Linked DNA regions of Homo sapiens: region 1 is linked to region 2. A link is a loop called in an ENCODE intact Hi-C map of the cell type or tissue named here. Cell type or tissue: MCF 10A. All regions are shown on one strand. Links, peaks and the distances in the headings refer to the core of each region. The heading gives the core; the rest is flanking DNA. Region 1 has its middle 26 kb from the start of PEX5L. Region 2 overlaps TTC14-DT (TTC14 divergent transcript).

Region 1 (12,285 bases), core at 4,422-9,421, 530 kb before region 2:
TATGATATGTCAGAGAAGATTACTCTGCACTGAAGGCTGGCTCCATTATGATCTAAGAAGAGTTCATATAACATTGAAAATAATAAGTAGTTATGTGAGCTCATTGCCCAAACTTGCCCAGTTTGTGATTTATGTGAAATTATGTCAAGATGATCCTAGTAACTGCATTGTGCCCAAAGACTATTTGTAATAAACATTTATTTTAATCTGAATTCTCATTAAAGACATTATTGATCAGTATTTTTTGAGTGTTTGTTATGTATTAGGTATTGAAAAATAGAACAGGATGTCAAATAACACAGCTATTTCCCTCTTCTAGTCTCCACTGCTTCGAAGATAGTATATAGTAATGATCTGTGATTGGAGAGAATTTCAGATGCAAAAATATCTAACCATGTGCTCCTGTGTAGAGGATAATGTGATTAGGCTGCTAATTTTTCATCTTAAATGCTTCATATTTATGAAGCTCAGCAAAATTTGCATTACTCTCACACAGTAGTTTCCAGACTAGATAAATCCATAGCACGTAATTGTGAAATTACTTCCAAATGATAATCTTTTACTATTTTCTTCTAATCAATGCCACCTGCCTTCCTTTTACTAACCATAGTTATTTATAATTTTTTCCACTTTGTGCTTTTGTAAAATGTCCTTCACTTCAGAGGCAGGTGAAAATAATTCGAAAGAGTCTTTAAGAGTCTTCTGAAGGCATGTTTTGAGCTTGAATAATATTATAATAAATTATTCCCCAAACAATACTAATTATGACTATCTTGACTCTATTTTTGAATAAAAAATACAGTTTTGCTTCAAAATGCATTTAAGCAGAAATTTTAAAAAGATAAATACTTCATCTGTGTGCAATTTTCTAATCTATTTTTCTAGGTTCTGCTTCAAGAGTCTTGGATGTGTTTAATTAAGGTATCACAATTATTTTTATGATAGTTGATTGTGATGTCAGGGATACCAAAACTCTGAAGGAAGTAGGTTGGCAGGAATCAAAATATATTTTCTGTATGTATGTGACTTCACTTACAGATAAATAGTCATCTTTCTACTACCGTTTGTACATAAATAAATGCATCATGAAGTGATTCTAAAGAATAGAGAGTTTTACTCTCATACGTGACAGTGGTAGCAAATGAGCCCTAGAGATGTTAGGGGCCACATCCAAGCACACACAGCTGGTTAACAGCAGCTGTTTCTCGTTTTTCAAAAAAGTTCCCGTGACTCCCACTCCTTTGCTCTTTTTATTCCTACAGAATCAGTTCTACTTTTTCAAATGCATTGTCCTATGATAGTAAAAGGAGCAATAAAATATCTGAATAGTATTAATATTTATTATTTTAACCTATGATACCTTCTGATAAGAATCTAAGAAGTCAGTATGGCACTGTTAGATATAATCTATGTTTTAGCCAAACTGAACTTCTTGGAGTCCTCCCCAGCGTCACTGACTGCTCTTCATACTTCCCCTGTTCTTCAGCTGGCTGCCTACTAGTTCTCACTTCTTATTATAAATTGCTAAATTAAACCTCACTTTATTCATAAATTTATGAAAAAGAGTATAGAGTCAGGACACATTTGCATAATGTGTGCCTTTGCCTAGAATTAATGGAAGTGAATAACAAAAATATCAAAAACATAAACAGAGGCCAAACTTCAGCTTTAGGAATACCCTAGGTGCATGGCTATAGTCATATTACAAATCTGTCAGATAAGACAGCTGAGGATGCTAAGCTTTGAATTGGTAAGTGAGTATGGAAGTTCCAGTGGTGAAAGAGAGCTGTGAGAGAACAAAAGGAAATGGCTCACTTGAGACTCATCCTTCTCCCACAGAACACAAGAGATACAAATCTAATAGAAAAACTATATTATGCTACCATTTTAACTGCCTAGATGGGGTTTTAATGGGAATCTGATGCATGATTGGAGACAAGATTAAGCTTAAAAAGATAACTGTGAATAATACTCAGTGGAGGAGGGAAATAGATTTGTAGCTACTTAGTGAAATCTGTAAAAGGCTGATTAGGGAGTCCAAAGCTGGGGAACAGAAAATATGGTATAAGGTGTCCTTTCTTTAGAGATTATGGAAAGCTCTCAGAGCAAGGTGCTCAACAAATTTACATAGAAGTAGGTAGATAAAAATTTCCCCAGAGATACTCTTCACACAACTTCCAGCAAGTGAATGATTAATTAAGAACTATGGGCTTCAACACTAGGTTTCTAGCTCATAGCATAAGGAAAAATACAAGCCATACCAAGGTAAACAAGGAATACAACCTTAGTGAAGTTCAATGAAAAATAAAGCATTCTATAGCTATCTTGACATTGGAAGTAGACATCTATCATGGGGAACAAATGAGTATGACCCAAGTCTTTTCAGCTTTACTAGAAGTTAGAAGATAATGGAATAACACTAGAAGGTTTTGAAGAAAACAGGCGTTAGTCTTCAAGGAAGGAGTTTAAAGCTTCTCTTCATTACTTCTTCCACTCCAGGAAAGAGGAGAGTTGATCTTGTTTAGTCAGATACCACAGCAACAAGTAGGCTTGCTAGTGAGGCATGTCATGTATAATAAAAGTTAAAAGATTATTGCTAATGGATATGTCTCTTTTTTCTTGTTTCCTGTCTGTAATGTTGAGGTGGTAAATACAAAGAACTTTGTTTCAGCATTATGGAAGTAAAATAATCCAGATCAGCATTCAGAATTAAGGAAAAATTATTATCTATGTTTGTTTGTTTATACTGCACTTGGTGCTGGAATGTGTATATTTTATCAACCTGGGAAAAAGATAGAGCCTATCTTAGCCTTAGTTTTCAAAAGCTGTGTAAGCCTAATTTACTTATAGCCTAGGAATGGTTCAGATGGGCCATTCCAGGCCAACAGAGTTCTCTGCACTGGGCTCTGGGAACAGTGTTAACAGTAGTTAACTCAGAATGACTCATAAAGGATTAGAGTTGGAAAGTAATCCACAGCCTCTGTTCAAGATGTGGTTATGATTTCATGTTTGAGTCCTCACTTGCCATTCTAAATATATAGCAATGATAAACTCTAAAATGAAAAAATTGAAAAGACATGGCTGAACTAAAAATTTATCTATGCATCTGAAATTGTAAGAGAAAACTAAAAATAGTAAATTATAAGCCTGCTAAATTTTGGGACCAGAATTAGGCAAAGCTGGGATGGAGTAACAGGGACTAATGGTGGCCCATGTAAAGCAGGAAACTGGGGCCAGGCTTACTGCTTAAAAACAGAGGCTGTGTTGGAGCTTCATAATTTATGAAAGGAGGTTGTAAAAAGCCGAAGCCAATGATTTCCTGGGTTACAGATTGCACAGAGCTGAGTATTTTGAGAGACAGAATTACCAGAAGCAGGCACAGATTCAAATCTAGGAAATGGGCCAATCCACCCACTTACTTATTGAATAAATACCGGTACTTGAAAGGAGACCCTAGAGCAAGTGGAGCTTGCTGATAATCGTGGTGCTCTTTGACTTGTAGACGCACCACCCTGATCTCTGCCTTGATCTTCATACGGCATTGTCTCCTATCTCTTTATGTTGTTGTTCTCCTATGCATGTCTGCCTTTTTGTCCAATTTTCTCCTTTTAATAAGGACATCAGTCATATTGGGTTAGGATCTATCCCAATGACCTCATTTTAACTTGGTCACTCCCGTAAAGACCCTGTTTCCAAACAAAGTCACATTCCGAGGTACTAGGAGGTTCAGACTTTAACGTATCTTTTTGAGGCAGACACAATTCCAACCATAACACTCACCAGTCATTTAATAGGAAAAGTAGAGTGAGACCTCAGGAAATCAAAGAGCAAGATAACCAGAAAGAAGAGCAAAAATTCTCATCAGCAGCCAGAGTTCTCAGAAGACAAAGGAATGTCTTCAAATAGTTGAGGGAAAATAACAGTTAGGCTAGAATTCTATATCCTATTAAAATATCCTTCGAGACTAAATGCCAAATAAATCATTGTTTTCAACACATAAAGACCAAGAAAGTTTACCACTCATAGATTCTTACATAAAAACCTGCTAAAATGGAATAGAGAAAGGGAAAAAGTAGGATTCAAGGACCTACAGTGAGTTCAGAAATTGGTGAAACATATTGGCATATGCAATTAGCAACTACATGTAAAAAAAAAAAAATTTTATATGAGTGCTACTCTTAAAGCGGAGCAAAAGAACCTAGTTAACAAAACCAGGAAACATTGGGAGAAGAAGGGTAAAATAAGAGCTTACCTTATTTAAGAGAACAGAAAAACTGTGTTTGTTGGAGGAACTTATAGCTAGATACGTATGACAAATGGGTATCAGACAAATACAAGCAACAAGAAAGTAGGAAGTAATGATATTCATATCAAACAAAGTTGATTTCTAGGCAATAAAAGTGGCAAAATATTAATGTTACAAACATTACAGATTCATGAATCAGGAGAAAAAAGTGAGACCTACAATGAGAAAAAGAATTAATATCCCCATTGAAGAATGGACAATGGTCGTACAAAGGTGATGAACAGAAAAAAATACAAATTTCCAGGAAACATGAAAAATATATCTAACTGCATTAATAATTCCATCAGTGCAGAATGCATGATAAAATATACTTTCACTTTTGAATGAGTATAGGTTAAAAATATTGACAAAATTCATTATTAATGAAGGGGTAGGGAAATAATAACTCATGATTTATTGATGGGAGTTACATGGGTAGTTCTTTCTTTAAGTAATTTAGTCTATATATCAAATTGTAAAGTGAGCAAACTATTTGACCCAGGATATTATCCTACTTTTAGAAATTTAAGGAGATGATTACAAAGGTGTTCTTCACATTATTTATAACACCACCTTGAGAATTCAGATAGGATAAAGTAATCATTTTAAGATGACAAGGCAAAGCAGCATAAAACAGGGAATTTTTTCAGGCATCTTCATTTTTCTCTTTAACTTTTATCTTAATAACTTTAAACCACTTTTGCATGAATTATAAATGCTCCTTGCTATAAATTACAGAAACAGAAGCTTTCCCTTTTAAATTGAGAACGTGATTGTATTGTCGTAAACTAGGAATTCCCTGAGTAGACAATAGCCAACAAGACATACTTATTTTCAGAAAAAAGGATTTAAAATCCGTTGCTCCCAAGCCAAAGTCATCTTTCTTGGCAGACATCCTCCATCACATTAACTCATTAAGATACTCGCAGCTAGTTTATGTGGAAGGATTTCATTAGCAGTTCAATTATAGGACTATGGTTTTAACACTTTATCTGAAAAATGACTAGGGTGAAGTCATATAGCCCTGTCCTGTGGTGAAGTCACAGACATATACAGGTACTAGAGAGGTAAGGTAATTGAGTAGAGCAGCCTGGGTGGAAAATGTCGTCAGTTGGGGTAGCATAGAACCTATCTCAAGAACTCTGAATAAGCACCGCCATGCTGGAACATAGACTCAGGGTTTCTAAACCTTTATATTGCTCTAGGACTGGTGTGTGTGTGTGTGTGTCTGTGTGTGTGTGTGTGTGTGTGTGTGTGTGTGTGTGTGTATTAAAGCCCCCCATTTTTAAATATTGACTTAATGTTTAAGAAGATGTTTTTTAGGTCAAAGGAAACATGTCTATAAGTCATATCTGGTTCACTGACTATTTGTTATCTTTTGTCTTTAGTGGAGGAAGTTACTTTGGTGACCCTTCCTTTCTTCTTCAGCCTGGTAGCTATGCCGGAACCTTTACTGAGGAAAATTTTAGCCTACTATCCTCACTCCTTTCCCTGCACAATTTATCCCACCTTCTGCTTCAACATATAAAATGGTTAAAATTTGTACTTTCTTGGGCCATTTTTGGCTTTGTTCTAGTTTAGTCAGTATTTTTTATTTTCCTAAGAGGAAATCGACTCTATATTTTGCTTTGCTCATTAGTAAAGTGGTAACGATCAGCCCTTACCTGGGAATTAGACTTCCTGGACTCCAGATCTTGCTGAAGACTAAAACCTCAACTTCTCTCAATTTTTTCCCCAATTGTTTAGACCTCATTGGAAGAAAGAAGATACTCATTATTTACTTACTTCCTTTTTTAAAAAATTTATTTTTATTTTTATTTTTTTTACTGTGATCTTCTGTAAGAAAGTCTTCAGCTTTAACACCTTAGATTTTTTTTCCTTCCTTTGAAAGTTGGTTACAAATTTGACCTGCATAGTCTTGTGGTTCACAACACCCTTAAATGCCACTGGGTCTAAAATATTGTTTGAGGCACTGATAACGTTAATTGCCAGATGTTTAAGGCTCTCAATGAAATGTCCTTTCTCTTCTACATCTGTACCAGACAATCTTGCAACATCACAATGGTGTGCTTTGGCCAACATCCAAGTGCCTCTTTCTTGAATGGGGAATCAGAATTCCTTGGAATAATCTCCATTTTTTGCAGTTAGGAAATTTGGTGGACAGTCTCTCTAATTGTTTCACTCAACCAATAAGTCCAGACTTTGGGGGGATTCTGTGCTGTGGGCAGTGAAAGCTACTAGATTGGAACATTAAATTAAGAGTGTATCACCAGGTCTCTGGTCCATTTTAATGAAAGCAGCTTTTTCAGAAACGTTGTATCAGCTGAGATTAGCTTACCACCTTTCAGGGCCCCTCTTTCCTGGTTATTTTCCACAGAAGTAGTATTGTGGTATATGTGCCCAGGTCACCATATAAGATTGTATAAATTTTACTGACTAGTCCAGAATGGTAATTTCCCTCACAGGATCTGGTTCCACCAGTGAGGTATGTTCCATCACTATCTTCTTTAGGAACAGTGTCGTTCGAGATAAGTAATCTTCATTTCCCATCTTTACCTTTTCAGTAGTTGAAGGCCATTTTTGACAAAAATGTTCTCCCTCAGCCCATTCTTGCCACATGTAATTTGCTGTCTACACTGAAGCCAACATGACCTTTCTATGATGCAAATCTGATCATCTCATGACACTACTTAAATCTTTTCAGTTGTCTCCTGGTAAAGTTCCCAAATGCCTTGCCATGTATTATAAAGCCCTTTAAAATGATACCTACCGACCTTTAAATCTCATTTCTCACCACTCTTCTTTGGTAATCTGATCATTCTGAATTATATTCAGTTTTTGAAATAATGCCTTTCTCTGTTTCCTTAATCTTTAAGTCTTTGAACATCATTGTCTCTCTGAAATTCTCTTTCATTTGCTCTTCACCTGGCTAATTTATGAGAACACTTCAGCTCTCATTGTGATATCACTTGCTTAGAACGTCTTTTCTGATCTCCAATCCTGACTTAGATGCTCCCTCTGGTGTACTTAACCCATACTACTTATAACACATTGTAATTGTCTATTTACTTTCCTATATGCCAAACCCCAGTATACTATACCATACATTCCAGAAGGCTGAGATCATCTTTGTTTTATTTCCCTAGCATTCAACACAATGCTAGGCAAATAAAATGCCTAATATTCACTAAATGCCAACCACTCACTCACTGAATGAATGAATGAACTGGAGTAGATCTTTGCTAGAGATATATACTGTGAGCAAAGTCTATATAGAAATTAGACTATGCCAAAATGAGGCTTTTGTGGGCATATATATATATATATATACACACATACATATACACACATAATCTTTTAAATCCATATATAATAGCATTAAGCAATATGGAAATTTTTTTAGCATTCAGGATTGTTAAATATATATTGAACTCATGACAAATAAATATTAATGGCAAAGTTCCTATCATTAAACAGATGTGTGAACCTCTAGGCAGAATGTTGTGTTAGATGAAGTTTCTGCTTGGGAACTAAATTTGACAGACAACATGCAAACACAGTACAAGCCTTAATTATGCTCAACAGAAGGAGGAGCTATGAGGTTCTCCAGATTGCATGTAAGCTTTTTCTCAATAGGATGTTAAATTTATTAGTATGGAGAAGACTGTTTAGAAATCTGTTGCACTTGAAATTATGGGGGTTACCAGCTTAGGCTTAGGAGTCAAACAAAGGTTAAGTCTAATACTGGCTCTTCTATTTACCGCTTGGTCAAGAACCTTAATGATGCTGAAACTCAGTTTTTGAGCATAAATGGGATAATAATAATACTCCTTCCCTAGACTTACTGTGAAGATTAAATGACATTAACTATATTCTTGGCATAGTATTAGGTACAGAACAAATCTTCAGTAAGTGTTAGATACTGTAATTCTTTAGTCCACCCTCACCATCATATAGGTGAAACCGAGGCACCAAAGATGCATAAATGAAATCACATATGGTCTCACAGCTAGTTAGTGACAGACAGAGGATTATAGGCAAAATCTTCTATTCTTCATATGTTTCTCTTATACCTGGTGCTCTTCACCTGCTTGTTGGATGAATATAGTGTATGAATGCAAATGAGCAGGTGTCATAACTCAGAAGGAAAAGATTATAATCACATGGTGACAATGCTTTTATGAAATATAAGTATTGTTAACTTCTTGTAACTCTTCCTATATTCTCTGTTAATTATTAGTAGTAATAAGGAAAAAAAAGAACATAACTATAAAAGCAAAAGAAAAAAGCCATCATTTGAAGAAGATGATGATGAAGTTAGAAAGGATGTTAGCTGTGTAGACTTGCTCTTTTGTGTTATAAGTGCAGTACTAAGATGGTAAGTATGTATTTGATATCAGAGATGACTTCACTATAGGCAAAATGTGTGGCAAAATGGAGAGGGAGCAATTTGAGGATCAAAAGGAGCATTCTTTGTCCATTAGGTTTTTAAAAATAAGTTAATAGAGGTGCATGAGAGCTTAAATATTTATTCTTTTGATTTTTAAGGCTTTTCTCTTTAAAGAATAATTTTTGAAAATGCAACTATCCTAATATGTTAATAGGAGTTTTTCTAGGGAATGAGACACATGATAGGTAATGAGCACATAGGAAGTTGCCAGGAGGCTGATTAATAAAGCATACTTTAAAAATAATAGTTCCCAGTTTGGGCAAGATATATTTCTTTATTCATTTCAAAAATGTTTAACAAGACATTCATGTCCAGCTATTACTACAATATTGGTTTTGGACTTTCCCTTCTGACATAAAAAACTATAGAAGTGTACAAATTAGACAAGGTAACTCTTTATTGGCACTGGTTAACACGCAATGCACTGAGAAGTCAAAAATTTTAAAGACACACTGAAGTACTATACAATACTGCAAACCATTATAAAATAATAACTCAGAGAAGAATGTAAAGGATAAAGGGAATTGAAATCTGATCATTTGATTATTTAATCTCAGTTTTTGTTGTTCCTTACATTTCTTTTTGAGTCTTTTCCTTGATTGTATTATGTCCATTATTCAGAGACAAGTTATTACTAAAATTCTTTTTTTCAGCTAAAATTCTCTCTGTCTCCATTTTGTTTTTGTTAAGTTTAAATGGGTATCTATTGTTTAGATGTACAGTATGGTGTCAAGTACACCCTCCACCTTGTATGGTGGACAAGTGTTCCCTCCACCTGGTGAGATCATTAGCCATAATATCTTATTTCTTTTGAGAGGTGTTTGATCTAGGTTGGCCAAATATGAGAGTATATGCTAAGCCTTTACCACACAGGCTGTGTGTGATCTAAGTACAGACAAATATTTCTGCAAAAACTGATGCAGATGTTGGAGGGAGAGAACCTATTTCCTTCTGAGATCGCATGTAGGGAAGACATGATCTGGAGCAGCTGGGTGGGGGCAGCCATCTTTGCCTCCACTTGGGTGAGCCTGTGGTGAGTGAAATCAACACAGAGGAAAGTAATGCTGAGAGAACAAGAGAGATGTTTGATGACCTCTTGGATCCAGCCTGCTTGTAGACATTTGAGTTATGTGAGCAATTAAATAGTGTTTCCTCCTTTTTGTTGTTGTTGCATAAGCTAGTTTGAGAGGCTTCTGCTAGTTGGAGAAGCATCTGCCATTTGCAACCAAAGGAGACCTGATTAATACTGCTAGCCTAGGACTGCTGTTTTAAGAAACTTTCCACAGAGAGTTCTAGAAGGAGCCTGCAGGAGGTATTCAATGACCTTACAAAATAGTAGGAGTTTGATTGACTTTTTGGAAGAATGAAAACTGAACATGCTCATTCTTATTCTCAAATCTATTGGGGAAAAGCAGATGGATCTAGCAATCTCCAGTAATTGCTTACTTGGCTAAATCATTAAAGACTACAGGGATTTGCCATTTTATGAAATTAAAAGACGAAACAATAGGGGCTATTACCCAACTTCTGAAAAAGAAGAATGTATGCAGGTTCTTGGGGCCCAGCAGGAAAGAAGGTTATAATCAGTCCATTAGTCTTACAGTAGTTAAAAGTTGCATGCTTTGTGCCTTGCTATGGTTAGCGTCAGCTATTTTCTAGCTTCCACACAAGGAGACTTTCCATGTTTTCTGGGAAAAGAGTTTAGGATCCAAAATGTTCATCTTTCAATTTAGGTTTCTTCAGGGAAGAAAAATAGCTAGTCTGTAATATTGACCGCAAAGAAATATTGGATATGAAATCTCTGATTGAGACATCTGAAAGATTACAAGTCACACTGGCAGGGCAGAGGTTAAAGGCAGACATCCTACAGGGAACCCTTGAGTTAGACCATCCTATTTTTTCGTTTTAACAAGATAGCACTCAGATTGAGGCAGGCCAAGCAATAACTCAGTGGCATCCTGAGTCTGAAAGGGAAATGCCAGGAGGCTAAGAATCCTGGAGGGCCTTACAGGAGGGCAATGCAGTAGGGTCTCTTAAACCAATACTTGCTGTATGTCCTTCAAAGACGCCCACCTCCCCCAGCATATGAATCAGAAAATTTGGAAAATAAAGAGAATACTCATGAGTGAGTAAAACCTTTCTTTGCAATGTTTTGTCATATTTCCTTCTAGTATTTTTACCTTTAAATATGTTCTTTAAGTAGTTATTACTATATACAAAAAGTTTAGCATTGTACTTTTTAAAACATTATAAGCAATTCACCATGTGTTTACATAACTTTTGTAACAAACGTTTTAAATTATTATATGCTATTTTTATCTACAAAAATAATTCTTATGTTTTAGATAAAAATCTCTTTGAGAAATATAATGAAACTTCTACACCAGTGATTCTTATCCCTCAGCGTGCTTCAGAATAACATGGGAGCTTTAAAAAGATCACTGTCCAGGCCTCATCCTCAGAAATTCACATTTAGTTAGTCAGGAATGGGGCCCAGGCACCAGCGGAAAAAAAAAAAAGATGATTCTAATGTGTCCAGGATTAAGAACAACTGATACAGCCCGCACCCCCCAAATATATATGCCTGTAAAATCTATGTACAGCAGTGGGGTTCATAAATTCTTTGGTTTTAAGAACCCTGAGTTATCATCTAGTTTTATGTAATCTGGTGTATGTAATTATTACATAATTTTTAGACAGACTTCTTCCAAGGTTTCCCCATTATAAATAGTGCAGTGCAGCTCTGGATGTGTGGATGTACATAACATTTTTCAGAAGTAAGGTTTCCCTGGGTCAAAGTGTGTGACGTTCTGTGACTCCTTCTACATATTACCAAATGCCTCACATTGGGTCCTATTACCATATTTTCTTTTGTCTCATATATGTACATATCAGTACTCAGCCAAAGACTCAAGGGTGTCCCTCTGCAGATCTTTGGAGCTCTCTCTCTTCTGTCCAGCCTCTCTTCTCTACAGTACTCTTCCTCATAATTTCTAGTAACTGTGACCTCTCTGAACTTCAACTTCTGTCTCCTCACCTAATCAAGATTAAAGGGCTCTGTTTGGATTTCCTCTTGTTCTGCAACTTACAGCACGGAAACTGCCTCTAGGTAGTAATCTGGTACAATAGTGTTTGTTTTCCTTCTCCCTGTATCACAGTCCTGTGCTATTTCTTTCCCATTATCTGAAAACCAGTTTCGTGTATTTTTTATGGTTTTCTAGTTGTTTAAAGCAGATAGAGTAAACCTGGTGGCCCTCTTACTCCATCTTGGCTGGAAGCAGAAGTAAGTCCATTTATATTTAACATAATTACTAATATGCGGGGATTTATTTCTACGAACTTATTCTGTGCTTTCTACTCTTTCTCTTTGTTCTGTTTTTCCTCCTTTCTTGATAGTGTTTTTCAGACCTTTCTTCAGGAAGTGCTCAAGACTACTTTTGGCAGTGTGTATAAGAGATGTGTATACATGTAGGTAGGTAGTCTTATAAAATATAATGTTTGCAAAAAGAGTGCATCGCAAATAAAAATTGAAAACCAACTAACCAAGACA
Region 2 (12,285 bases), core at 4,543-9,542:
TCCAAGGGTCCTACAGAGACTACTTTGTTATGCAATTTAGAAAATGAGTTATCTTTAATTCAGCCTGAAATAAAAGGTAATGGCAATGGCTTAGAAATATTTTAATTATACAGATATAGTCAAGGTGATGATATTTATTATTGTGAAATTATACTATTTTATTGTGAATTTTTTTCTTCCCTACATCTTTAAATCATAAAAGGGTACTAGATATTTTATTCTGTGGAGCTGATGGAAGCTATAAAAAACAGAATACTTTTCCTTTCATATCCAAGTCCATAGGTTTAGAATTAAGGAACATTTCTCAGGATGAAAGCAAAACATCAGCAATAACCACTCACACTATCTTTTTTCAACTGGGATTTTTCTATGATTTGTTCATTACTGAATTCCCAGCACCTACAGCTATTTGGAACAAGGAGATAGTCAAATAAACGTTAGGTGAATTTCTGAGTTACAATTCTCATATTGATGCTTGTCACTACGATTCCAATGAAAATGGATACAATAAATTCTGGATTATTGGCTAATAAAAAGTCTCAGGAAAAAAATAATAAAAACATAGCCAAACAACTTTCCTAACATAACGGTGTTTCTTTTGTTTGTTAGAAGTGAAATGTGGCCACAGAAATAGACATGAAATGGGTAACAGCAAAAATCTAGGCTGCCACAATTAGGAATGATCTTCGATAGCTCAGAAAAGGAAGTCACCTGGAGTCAATGACCCATGCAAAATCAGTCATCGCATGACCCCAAATTTTTTACTCAGTGCTCAACACATAAATTATTTTTCAGAAACCACCATGGAGGATAAGGAATATCTTTAAGTTCTAGAACTTGAAAGTGGAAAAATAAAAAAGCATTATAAGCTTAGAAATTTTGTTGATAAAGGCCTTTAAATGAACTTAAAGCAATTTTACACCAAAAGACTATGAAATCTCTACCATTCATATTATAACTCTGATGTAAGAAATGATGATGCAACTCAGATATTGGCTGTGTATTAAGTGTGAAACCCAGTAGATTAAACAAGGCAGTATTTCTATACATTCCTAGTTACTTCAGCTGTTCCTCAAATCATGTGATTTCCAGCTGCTTCACCATCATGGGGTTGTAATGCTTTAAATAGGCTTCATTGTCTTAAAATATGGCATTGAAGTAGGACATAATTGCAATGGTTAATTATATGTCAACTTGGCTGGGCCACGGTGCCCAGATATGTAGTCACACATTATTCTAAATGTTCTGTGAGGGTGTTTAGGGGGTGAGATTAACAATTAAATTGATGAACTTTGAGTAAAGCACATTGCCCTCCATCATCTGGGTAAGGCCTCATCCAGCTAGCTGAAGACCTGAATAGAACAAAAGATTGACCTCCACCAAGAAAGAGGGCCATCTACCAGCAGATAGCCTTCAGACTTAAACTGCAGCATTAGCTTTTCCTTGGTCTCCAGCTTGCCAACCTACTCTGTATGTTTTGATTTGTCAGCCTCCTAAATCACGAGCCAATTCCTTAAAATAAATTTCCTTCTAAATATACATATACCCATCGTATTGGTTCTGTTTCCCTGAAGAACCATAATACAAGAAGTATGCAGATATTTGTCCCATAAGCATGGACTACCACAGAGAGACTATTCCTAGTCACAGATACCAATTTTCCCCACTGGGTCACCACCACCAGGATGTGACTGCTGAAGGCCGTGCACACCACCTGGGTGGGGACCCCACACACCACCTCTGTCTTCTGTTTTGATATCACCAACGGCGTGTCTTCCATGGTGGGGCTCTTCAGTGGCAGCTTTAATTTAGGTTAAAAAGAAAGGGGGAAAAAAGGAGTCAAACAGTACAGCCTTGGGGCTCCCAAAAAAGTAGCACCAGGCATTGAAACAGAAACGCAAGGAGGCCCATTCAAAAGAGGCCAGGCGCAGTGGCTCATGCCTGTCATCCCAGCACTTCAGGAGGCTGATACAGGACAATCGCTTGAGGCCGGGAGTTTGAGACCAGCCTGGCCAACATAGCAAGACACCCCCCATCTCTACCAAAAAAAATACAAAAAAAATTAAAAATCAGCCAGGTGCACCTGTGGTCCCAGTTACTCAGGAGGCTGAGGGGGGAGGATCACTTCAGCCCGGGAGGTCGAGGCTGCAGTGAGCTGTGATTACACCACTGCACTCCAGCCCGGGTGGCAGAGCGAGACCCTGTCCCGAAAAAATAAAACAGGAGCAGGGCCGCCCGTACAGACCACACCTGGGGCTTTCTGGGTTAGGGGATCGACTTGCACGTTCACACTGCCAGGCTGGGCGGTGACTTCCTGCCCCTCGGCCTCACCGGTGCCCCGGCCCTGCAGCGGAGGGCCTAGGACCCCCACAGCACGCGGTGCCAAGGCTACGTGGGCTACGGAGGACGCAGTGGTCTGGGGAGGCCCGCGGGTACCCCCGCTTACCAAGCCAGCCGGCATCAGATTCTTATAGGAGTGAATACCCTACTGTGAACTGCACAGGCAAGGGATCTAGGTTGCATGCTCCTTATGAGAATCTAATGCCTGATAATCTGTCACTGTCTCCCATCATCCCCAGAGGGGACCATCTAGCTGCAGGAAAATAAGCTCAGGGCTCCTACTGATTCCACATTATGGTGAGTTGTATAATTATTTCACTGTATATTACAATGTAATAGTAATAGAAAAAAGAGCACAATAAATGTAATGCACTTGAATCATCCCAAAACCATCCCCACTGCCCCAGTCCATGGAAAAATTGTCTTCCATAAAATCGGTCCCTGGTGCCAAAAAGGTTAGGGATTGCTGACTTAAAGGTAACCTCTCCAGCCATCATTTGCTGTGTATGAGGGAGAGGGGGCTGGAAACAAAAAGGAAAATATATTACTTGGTTGAGTTCTCAGTATCTTCCTGTCTATTTTATATATTGGGCTTCCATCTTAAGAAAGTTAAAACAAAATTGAAAGCAGTTTTCAAACATATACACACATAGCAGCAGTCATATTCTCAATATATTTGCTATTATTCAGTTACATATTTACATATGCATACATGTATATTTTATATATTATATACGTGTGTATGTGTGTGTGTGTGTGTGTGTGTGTGTGTGTGTGTGTATAAAGAAAGAGAGATTAAAGGGAGAAAGAAAAGGATGACAGGTAAGCAGAGTTTTTTATGTCTTAGAAGAAATACACATGCAGAGGAAATGAATGCATAAGATTACATAGTTTGATGAAATTAGTCATTAAAAAATACCCAACAGGCTGTTTTTGTTCTTATTTTGGGCTCACAAACAAGCTTCTGACTGAAGTTGGCTTTCCACCGGAGAATATATTGATACTTCTACGAGTTTCTGATTCACATAACATTTACAGTTCATCCTTAATACATTGTCAACGTGATTTCTAAATCAGTGTTTAATTTGGTTAGTGTGTATCAGTATGTCGAGCTTACAGTTCACCCTTAATACATTGTCAGCGTGATTTCTAAATCAGTGTTTAATTTGGTTAGTGTGTATCAGTATGTCGAGCTTACAGTTCACCCTTAATACATTGTCAACGTGATTTCTAAATCAGTGTTTAATTTGGTTAGTGTGTATCAGTATGTCGAGCTTACAGTTCACCCTTAATACATTGTCAACGTGATTTCTAAATCAGTGTTTAATTTGGTTGGTGTGTATCAGTATGTCGAGCTTACACTTCACCCTTAATACACTGTCAACGTGATTTCTAAATCAGTGTTTAAGTTGGTTAGTGTGTATCAGTATGTCGAGCTTACAGTTCACCCTTAATACATTGTCAACGTGATTTCTAAATCAGTGTTTAATTTGGTTAGTGTGTATCAGTATGTCAAGCTTACAGTTCACCCTTAATACATTGTCAACTTGATTTCTAAATCAGTGTTTAATTTGGTTAGTGTGTATCAGTATGTCGAGCCTTACTTGAATTTCTGCACTTGAAAAACTAAGGATCAGTGTCCAGAACTCAATCTACCTGATGGAACTGCCACACTGAGACTTCCAAACAGTGATCAGCCAATCTCCCCCTGTGACTTCTGTGGCTGGTCCCTTTTCTAACTACAACTAAAGGAACTGTAAAGAATCTCATTCATTTAAAGAGACCAGCCACAGTAGGAAGCCACACTTACCAGTACTGCAATACAATAGGAAAATAACTTCATACAGATTTCATAGAAAAAGAAGCACACTGACTTAAAGAGAGACATGCAGTTTTAGCACCTGAACTGTTCATCATAGAACAATGAATGTTAAGGGTTAGATCTCAAAGTTCATCTCATCCAATCCCTTAGTTTTAAAGGTGGCAAGAGAGGCATGGAAGATTAGATTATTTACTCAAAATACAGCTGGGACTTCTGGGCTAAGCTCTTTCCACTATGATAACTCCCTATTTCATAATTGCGCACATTCTTTTTTTTTTTTTTTTTTTTTTTTTTTTTTGAGACAGAGTCTCGCTCTGGTTGCCCAGGCTGGAGTGCAACGGCGCGATCTCAACTCATCGCAATCTCTGCCTCCTGGGTTCAAGCGATTCTCCTGCCTCAGCCTCCCAAGTGGCTGGGATTACAGACATGCGCCACCACGCCTGGCTAATTTTATATTTTTAGTAGAGATGGGGTTTCTTCATGTTGGTCAGTCTGGTCTCAAACTCCTGACCTCAGGTGATCCGCCTGCTTCGGCCTCCCAAAGTGCTGGGATTACAGGCGTGAGCCACAGCGCCCGGCCCTACACTCTTAATCTTCTTGCAGCTATTGAAACTTCATATTCTTATTCTATGCAATGATAGGTAAATTTTAAAATGAAATTATGTTTGCTAAGAAATAAGAAGACATCCTACAAAACTTTCTCCCTTTTATTGTGAGCAATAGGTATTTAATCAATTCCTACCTAGATAACAGCCAAAGTGATACTTTTATAATGAAAGTCATAATGTGCCCTCCTCCTTAAAACCCTGAAGCTACTCCCAACCACTAACAGTAAAAGCCAAGTTCTTGCAATGGCCTACAAAGCCCCATACGTCCATCCTCCATGCTCACTCTGTTCCTGCCACACCGCCTTCCTTGCTATTTCTCAAATACATCAAATACCTTCCTGTCTCAGGACCCTTGCATTGGTTGTTCCCTCTGCCTGGAACTCTTTTCCCTCAAACAGGTTGAATGACTAACTCCTCATCTACTTCAAATCTTTGCTCAAATGTCACCCTCTTAATGAGATCTGCTGTAACTATTTAAAACTACCACACCCAGGCCAGGCGCGGCGGCTCACGCCTGTAATCCCAGCACTTTGGGAGGCCAAGGAGGGCGGATCATGAGATCAAGAGATTGAGACCATCCTGGCTAACACGGTGAAACCCGTCTCTACTAAAAATACAAAAAATTAGCTGGGCATGGTGGCGGGGTGCCTGTAGTCCTAGCTACTTGGGAGGCTGAGGCAGGAGAATGGCGCGAACCCAGGAGGCGGAGCTTGCAGTGAGCCGAGATTGACCCACTGCACTCCAGCCTGGAGAAAGACTCCGTCTCAAAAAAAAAAATTAAATAAATAAATAAATAAATAAATAAATAAATAATTAAAAAAACTACCACACCCACCCCCCTGTACTTCCAATGCCCCTTACCCTGACTTACTTCTTTCTGTATAGGATCTATCACCTTCTAATACATGCACTATATCATTTACTTATTTATTATATTTGTTACTCATCATATGTCTCCCTCCAGAATATAAACTCCATAGAGGCAGGGAGGTTGGTGTATTTTTTTCACTATTATATTCCTAACACCTAAAATACAGCCTAAGCCTCAAATATTTATTAAATGAATAAATTAATGCATTTGGCAACTTGACCATTATGTCTACAGATAATCAAAGGCTATGTCTAATGTGGTCCAGATCAAGGTTAAATCATTTCCCTGACATACTGGATCTTCCAATGAATTCCATTAAGAAGGGCAATATACTAAGCCACTAATATATTTCTACTCCCCAAAATTCTCCTTTAGTGCTGCTGTCAATAAAACAAAAAAGAATGTGTTTAAAAATTAGAAGATGACCAATTGCTTTCATTTTAAAGGAATGTCTAAATTGCATTTAAAAAATCGAAGCAATCCAGAATGTACTGACAAATACTATTTATTGAGCATTAAACTTTCAATTCTTTTGATGATAATCCTGACATGTTCTCCCATATAGCATTCTGAGAAATTGCTGCAAAACAAGAATCTGAGAATCTAAGAGGTGTGTGTGTGTGTATGTGTGTGTGTCTTTATGAGCAGTCATGACCAAGAACCTGATGACAAACACCTTAACCTATTCCATATCAGTATTACACACATCTTTTGACTTTTTTTCTAACAATCATGATAGATTTAATCTGAAATATCTTCATTCTATTTCCTCATCCTTTTTGTAAACAAAGACAAACATGAAAGAAATGCTAGCTGAGACTAGCACTGCAGATGGTCACTACAACTGATCAAAAGTTGCACATCTCCAGGAATACCACATACCCTGAAGATGGATTATAGTGTATCACTACTCTGGCCTCTTGTCCTGGAGTTGTGCAATATTCACCTCTGGGTCTGTTTAGAACCATGCTGAATTGAAACTGAAATCAGTAATCTTTCTTCTTAGAAAAAAATAACTCAAGATTACTAAGTTAATCAATTCTAATGAGATATGAACTGATTTAAATTAAAATAATATCCTCAAAACATTTATCAGTCACTAAAAGGTGGAGACAGTGTTAGACATAAAATTATCCCAAAATGACTGTATATAATAGGGTCACAGTTCCCCATCCCTAAATCCTTGTTTAGTTAGCAGGTTTTCTGGTGAAGGACATAAAACTGGATACCATGATGATCTTACAGCACCCTCAAGTGGATTAGACTGACAATGTTTTTTTTCTTGAAGAAAGGTGTTGGTCTGTGATATGAAAAAGAAATAGAAGCTGGGAGAATCTTTTCAAACAAAAACCATGGGAATGAATGAAGATGTGCCAACTCTTATCAGAAGGGCTTGCAGTTTGAATTATTCCTCTAACAACAGGGATAGACATTTGGCTGAGTTTGCCATATTTTCCATTTAGTATTCCTCACTCTTCCTTGAGTCACTTCAGGACAGCTTTGAATAGAGTGTTAAACACAGATGGCTACCTTATATGGTAGCAAATTTGTAATCTAAACCTTTTACACCATGTGCTTAGGAATGAAATCAAGGGGCCCCATTATGGGAAAAAAAAGAGTTCAAGGCGATCTTTAGATAATAACATAATAACGGACATTTGTATTAGTCAGAGTTCACCAGAGAAACAGATAACAGGAGATACACATACACATACATACATACATACATACACACACACACACACACACGATGAAGACTTAGCTCATACAGTTATAGAGGATTATGGAGGCTGAGAAGTCTTGGGATCAGCCATCTGCAAGCTGGAGACCCAGGAAGGCTGCTGGCATAATGTAGTCTGAGTCCAAAGGCCAAGGAGAGCCAATGATATAAATCCTACTCTGAGGGCAAAAGAAGATGAAATGAGATGTCCCAGCTCAAACAGTGGGGCCAAAAAGGGGCACATTTTCCCTACTTTTGCCTTTTATTCTATTCAGGCCCTGAATTGATATATATATATTTTTTGAGACAGGGTCTCACTCTGTCGCCCAGGCTGGGAAAGGCTCACTGCAGCCTCAACCTCCCAGGCTCAGACGATCCTCCCACCTCAGCCTCCTGGGTAGCTGGAACTACAGGCATGTGACACCACACCTGGCTAATTTTTGTATTTTTGGTGGAGACAGGGTTTTGCCATGTTGCCAGTGCTGGTCTCAAACTCCTGGGCTCAAGCAATCCGCCCTCCCGGCCCTCCCGAAGTGCTAGGATTACAGGCATGAGCCACAGATCCTGGCCCCTCAGTGGATTTGATGATGACCAACTACATTGCGGATGGCAATCTACTTTACTGAGCCCACCAATTCAAATGCTAATGTCATCTGGAAACACTCTCACAGACACACCCAAAAATAGTCTTTAACCAACTATCTGGACATCCCCTGATCCAGTGAAGATGACACATAAAATTAACTACAGGTTGAGCATCCCTACTCCAAAAATCCAAAATCCAAAATTCTCCAAAGTTGGAAACTTTTTGAGCACTCACATGAAGCCACAAATGGAAAATTTCACACCTGACCTCATGTGGTAGAACCCAGTCAAAATGTAGGAACGTGGCACCATGTTTACTCAGCGTCCCAAGGGTAAAATAAAATTACCTTCAAGTTGTGGGTATAAGGTGCATACAAAACATAAATGAATTTTTTGTTTAGACTTGAGTCCCCAAGGTATCTCATTATATATATGCAATTATTCTAAAATCTCAAATTCAAAACACTCTGGTCCCAACCAGTTCAGATAAGGGATACCTGACCTATGTCATAATTTTTTTTAATAAAATAAATTCCATACATATATTTTAAAGCTACATCCTTAAAGAGCATGGTTTCACTGACCCTCTAAATGGCATGGTAATGGTAGAAAGAGTACTAGATACACAGTTAGACGACATGTATTCTAAAGTTAGTTTTTGAAAAACAAAAGCATGTATTAACCTCTCCATATTTGTTTCTTCGTTTTTAAAATGGCAGAGTAGAAAAAGCAGAGGCTACTAGTTGGTGGCTTCTTAGTGTATTAGTCAAAACCTTTGGTTCCAAACTACAGATTTCCTCCATCTGGCTTAAGCAACAAAAAGGGACTATTTTCAGGAAAATAAAGACAGTAATTGGAGAAGAACGAAGTTGGAGAACTGGAACTACCTGACTTCAAGACTTACTATAAAGCTATAGTAATTAAGACAGTATGGTATTGGCAAAAGAATAGACAAGTAGATCAATGGAACAGAATAAAGAGCCCAGAAATAGACCAACATAATACATAAGTACCGTCAACTGATCTTTAACAAAAGTAAAAAGGCACTACAATGGAGAAAAAAGATACTCTTTTCAGCCAGTAGTGCTGGAACAACTGGACATCCATATGCAAAAAAATGAATCTATACACAGGTCTTACATCCTTCACAAAATTAACTCAAAATGGATTATAGATCTACATGTAAAATGCAAAACTATAAAACTCTTAGAAAATAACATAGAAGAAAATCTAGATGACTTTGGGTTTGGTGATGACTTTTTAGATACAATACCAAAGTCATAATCCATAAAAGAAAAAAAAAACTGATAAGCTGGATTTCATTAAAATTAAAAATTTCTACTCTGCAAAAGATACCACTGGGAGAATATAATCCACAGGCCAAGACAAAATATTTGCAAATATATTAAAATATTTTAATAAATATATAAATTAAAAAATGGGCCAAAGACCTTAACAGACACCACACCAAAGAAGATATACAGATGGCAAATAAGCATATAAAAAGATGCTCCACATCATATATCATCAAGAGAATGCAAATGGAAATAACAATGAGATACCACTGCACATCTATTAGAATGGCCAAATTTCAGCACCCTGACATCAAACACCAGTGATGATGTGGAGCAACAGGAACTCTCATTAATTGCTGATGGGAATGTAAAATGGTACAGCCACTTTGAAAGACAGTTTGGTGCTTTTTCACAAAACTAAACATACTCTTACCACACAACCCAGCATTTGCACTCCTATGCAAAAGAGTTGAAAACTTATGTCCACCAACAATATGCACATGTATGTTTATAGCAGCTTTGTTCATAATTGCCAAAACTTGGAAGAAACCAGTATATCCTTCAATAGGATAATGGATAAATTGTTTTATAAATCCAGCAAATTGAATACTATTCAGCACTAAAGATAAACAAGCTATCAAGCCATGAAAAGACATGGAGGAAACCAAAATGCATATTACTAAGAAGCCAGTCTGAAAATGCTATATACTATATGATCTCAGATACATAACATTCTGGAAAAGGCAAAAATACGGACACAGTAAAAAAATCAGTGGTTGTCAGGGGTTCCAAGGAGAAAAAGAATAGACAGAGCACAGAGGATTTTTAGGGTGGTGAAACTACTTTGTAATACACTATAATGGTGAATATGTCATTACACATTTGTCCAAGCCCACAGAATATATGACACCAAGAATGAAACCTAAGATAAACTATGGACGTTGGATGATAGAGAGGTGTCAGTGTAGGTTCATCAATTTAACAAATGTACCACTCAGGTGGGGGATATTGATAATGAGGGAGGCTATGCATATGTGGGGGCAGGGGATACATGGGAAACTTTTTACTTTCTCCTCACTTTTGCTTTTAACCCAGAATTGCTCTAAAAAATAAAGTCCATTTTTTCTAAAAAGAAGAGAGCCTTTAAAAGATACTGAAAAATTAAAGTTAGAAGTATCATAATAGATTTCTAGGACCTTATTTGGTACCCACCATCCCTGACACACACACTCCAACCTTAACCCCAGCTAAAGGTGAGGCCTTGTTGAAACTGTTGGCATCAGGATCAAGAACCAGAAACAATCTATCTATAAATATTTCTCATAAAGTCATGGATTATTTGTAGATTCTTAACAATTGGTTATAAACGTTTCCGAGATGTAAAAAAAAGACTTTATCTTTTGCAGATTATGTCACTAGCTGCAGAAGTTATTTGTGGAAACTTGGGAGATCCAAGAAAAGCTACAATGAGATATGCTGCTTCTCCCACTTCTTTATGTGGCTACCTTGTTTCACCTAAGTTTCTGTGTTCTTTGCTAAAGAAATCAGGAATTTACTCTGTGTGTGTGGGTGTATGTATGTGTGTTGTACCCACAGAGAGGCACCAGGGGTTTCTTCCCACCAATCTATAGCCTACCTGAAATGACACGCTTACATAACCAAATGTCTATAATTAAAATATCCCTACCTACCTCCATTTCACACTTGCTGTCTCCAGAATGTATCTTGCTTTTTCACACCTCTACTTCTTTAATCATATTGCCCTCTGTGCCTGGACTGCACATAGTTGCCTCCCCCTCTCTCCTCTTACCCCCAGCAACTCCCACTACCTCACTTCACAGAGAAGAGGAATCTATGCAGACACCCTAGTAGGTGTCCACAATAGCACTTACCACTGTGCCATATTTGTTTCTTCTTATGTCTAATCCTGTGTTGCACTGTGAGCCACTCAAGAACCAGAGTTATTTTCTTCACCTTTATATCTCTAGGGTCTAGAGTGTTTATTAAATAATGTACATATGTGTTTATTTAGAAATTGAATTTAACATTTACAATAAAAATAGGCACAGGAACCAGACATCAAAGATCTGACTGCTTTAGATGTCCTGCCTTCTTCCCCCAACCCCATCCCACACTTTCCCCTGTCCCTCTCCTCAACATATTCATTTAGTTATTTATGTTGCTTAATCTGGAAAAGTTTCTCGAAAAAGATTTTTTTAAGGTAAGGCAAGAAGTAAAAAAGAAAAACAGTATTTTCTTCGTCGCCCACTTGAGAGGCCCCACATGTGGGACTAGTTTTTCTAAAATGAGAAGCAAACCTAGTCCCATTTCCTTTCCTCACTCCCTCCAATCCCATGTCAAAGATCCAGTGCCCTGTCCCCTTCAAAGTCAAAGGGGTGTCTGTCTCAAAAGAAAATGAACTCAAATACACCTGTAATTGTAAAAGGCTTTATCCTCTGCAATGGGAGTAGTATTCCGGAAGTAAAGAATAAGACTGCCTTCGGCACCCAACTAATGTGGCTACTTTCACATAAGGAACTAACCAAAGACAGAAAATCCCACGCTGAGTTTTGAGTACATTTGCTTAAAGTGCATTTCTTCTGTCACTACTATACGAAAAATATCACTCTTGATAAATGCTGTTTACCCCCTAAAAGGAGCTGCTTTCTATGTTCACGGCCATTTCAGATGTTCAAGGTATGAGGTGGGGGAGGGTTATCCTAGTGTTGGAATTAGGAAGAAGTATAGACAGATCCCATAGTGATAAAACCATGTGCTACTGAAGAATGGCCTCAGAAGGTGACATTCCCAGGCTAAGTAACACTATTTGGTGTCTGGTTCTCAGACACCGGTTTCTTAGTCCCTCCAAAAAATGAGGTCCTTGATCACAGATTGACTCTAACACAAATCACATACTTATCAAGATGTCTATAATAATTTTTAGTGGTCAGCTTTCCTTTTCAGTGACAGCACTCTTTCCTAAAAACAACCATTCTCTAGAGTTATGGCTTAAAACAAGTCAGTCTGTACCATTTATTAAAGTT

The links. Peaks named below come from ENCODE experiments on the same cell type or tissue, not always from the same donor. Only the 100,000 strongest peaks of a DNase experiment are listed, where the experiment ranks them.
Region 1: it touches region 2 in a loop (3-fold over the local background); 2 of 110 quality-filtered maps call a loop at or near these places.

Annotation. Positions count from the first base shown.
Region 1 is chr3:180,056,621-180,068,905 of GRCh38, forward strand. No RefSeq gene overlaps it. Among named protein-coding and RNA genes, the nearest start is that of PEX5L, 26 kb to the left of the region's middle. In MCF 10A, for the core only: no CTCF peak of the experiment used is centred there; a DNase peak (open chromatin) is centred at 6,361.
Region 2 is chr3:180,588,264-180,600,548 of GRCh38, forward strand. The region is part of intron 1 of TTC14-DT (TTC14 divergent transcript); the gene reads right to left. Among named protein-coding and RNA genes, the nearest start is that of TTC14-DT, 7.7 kb to the right of the region's middle. In MCF 10A, for the core only: a CTCF peak has its summit at 6,891; a DNase peak (open chromatin) is centred at 6,868.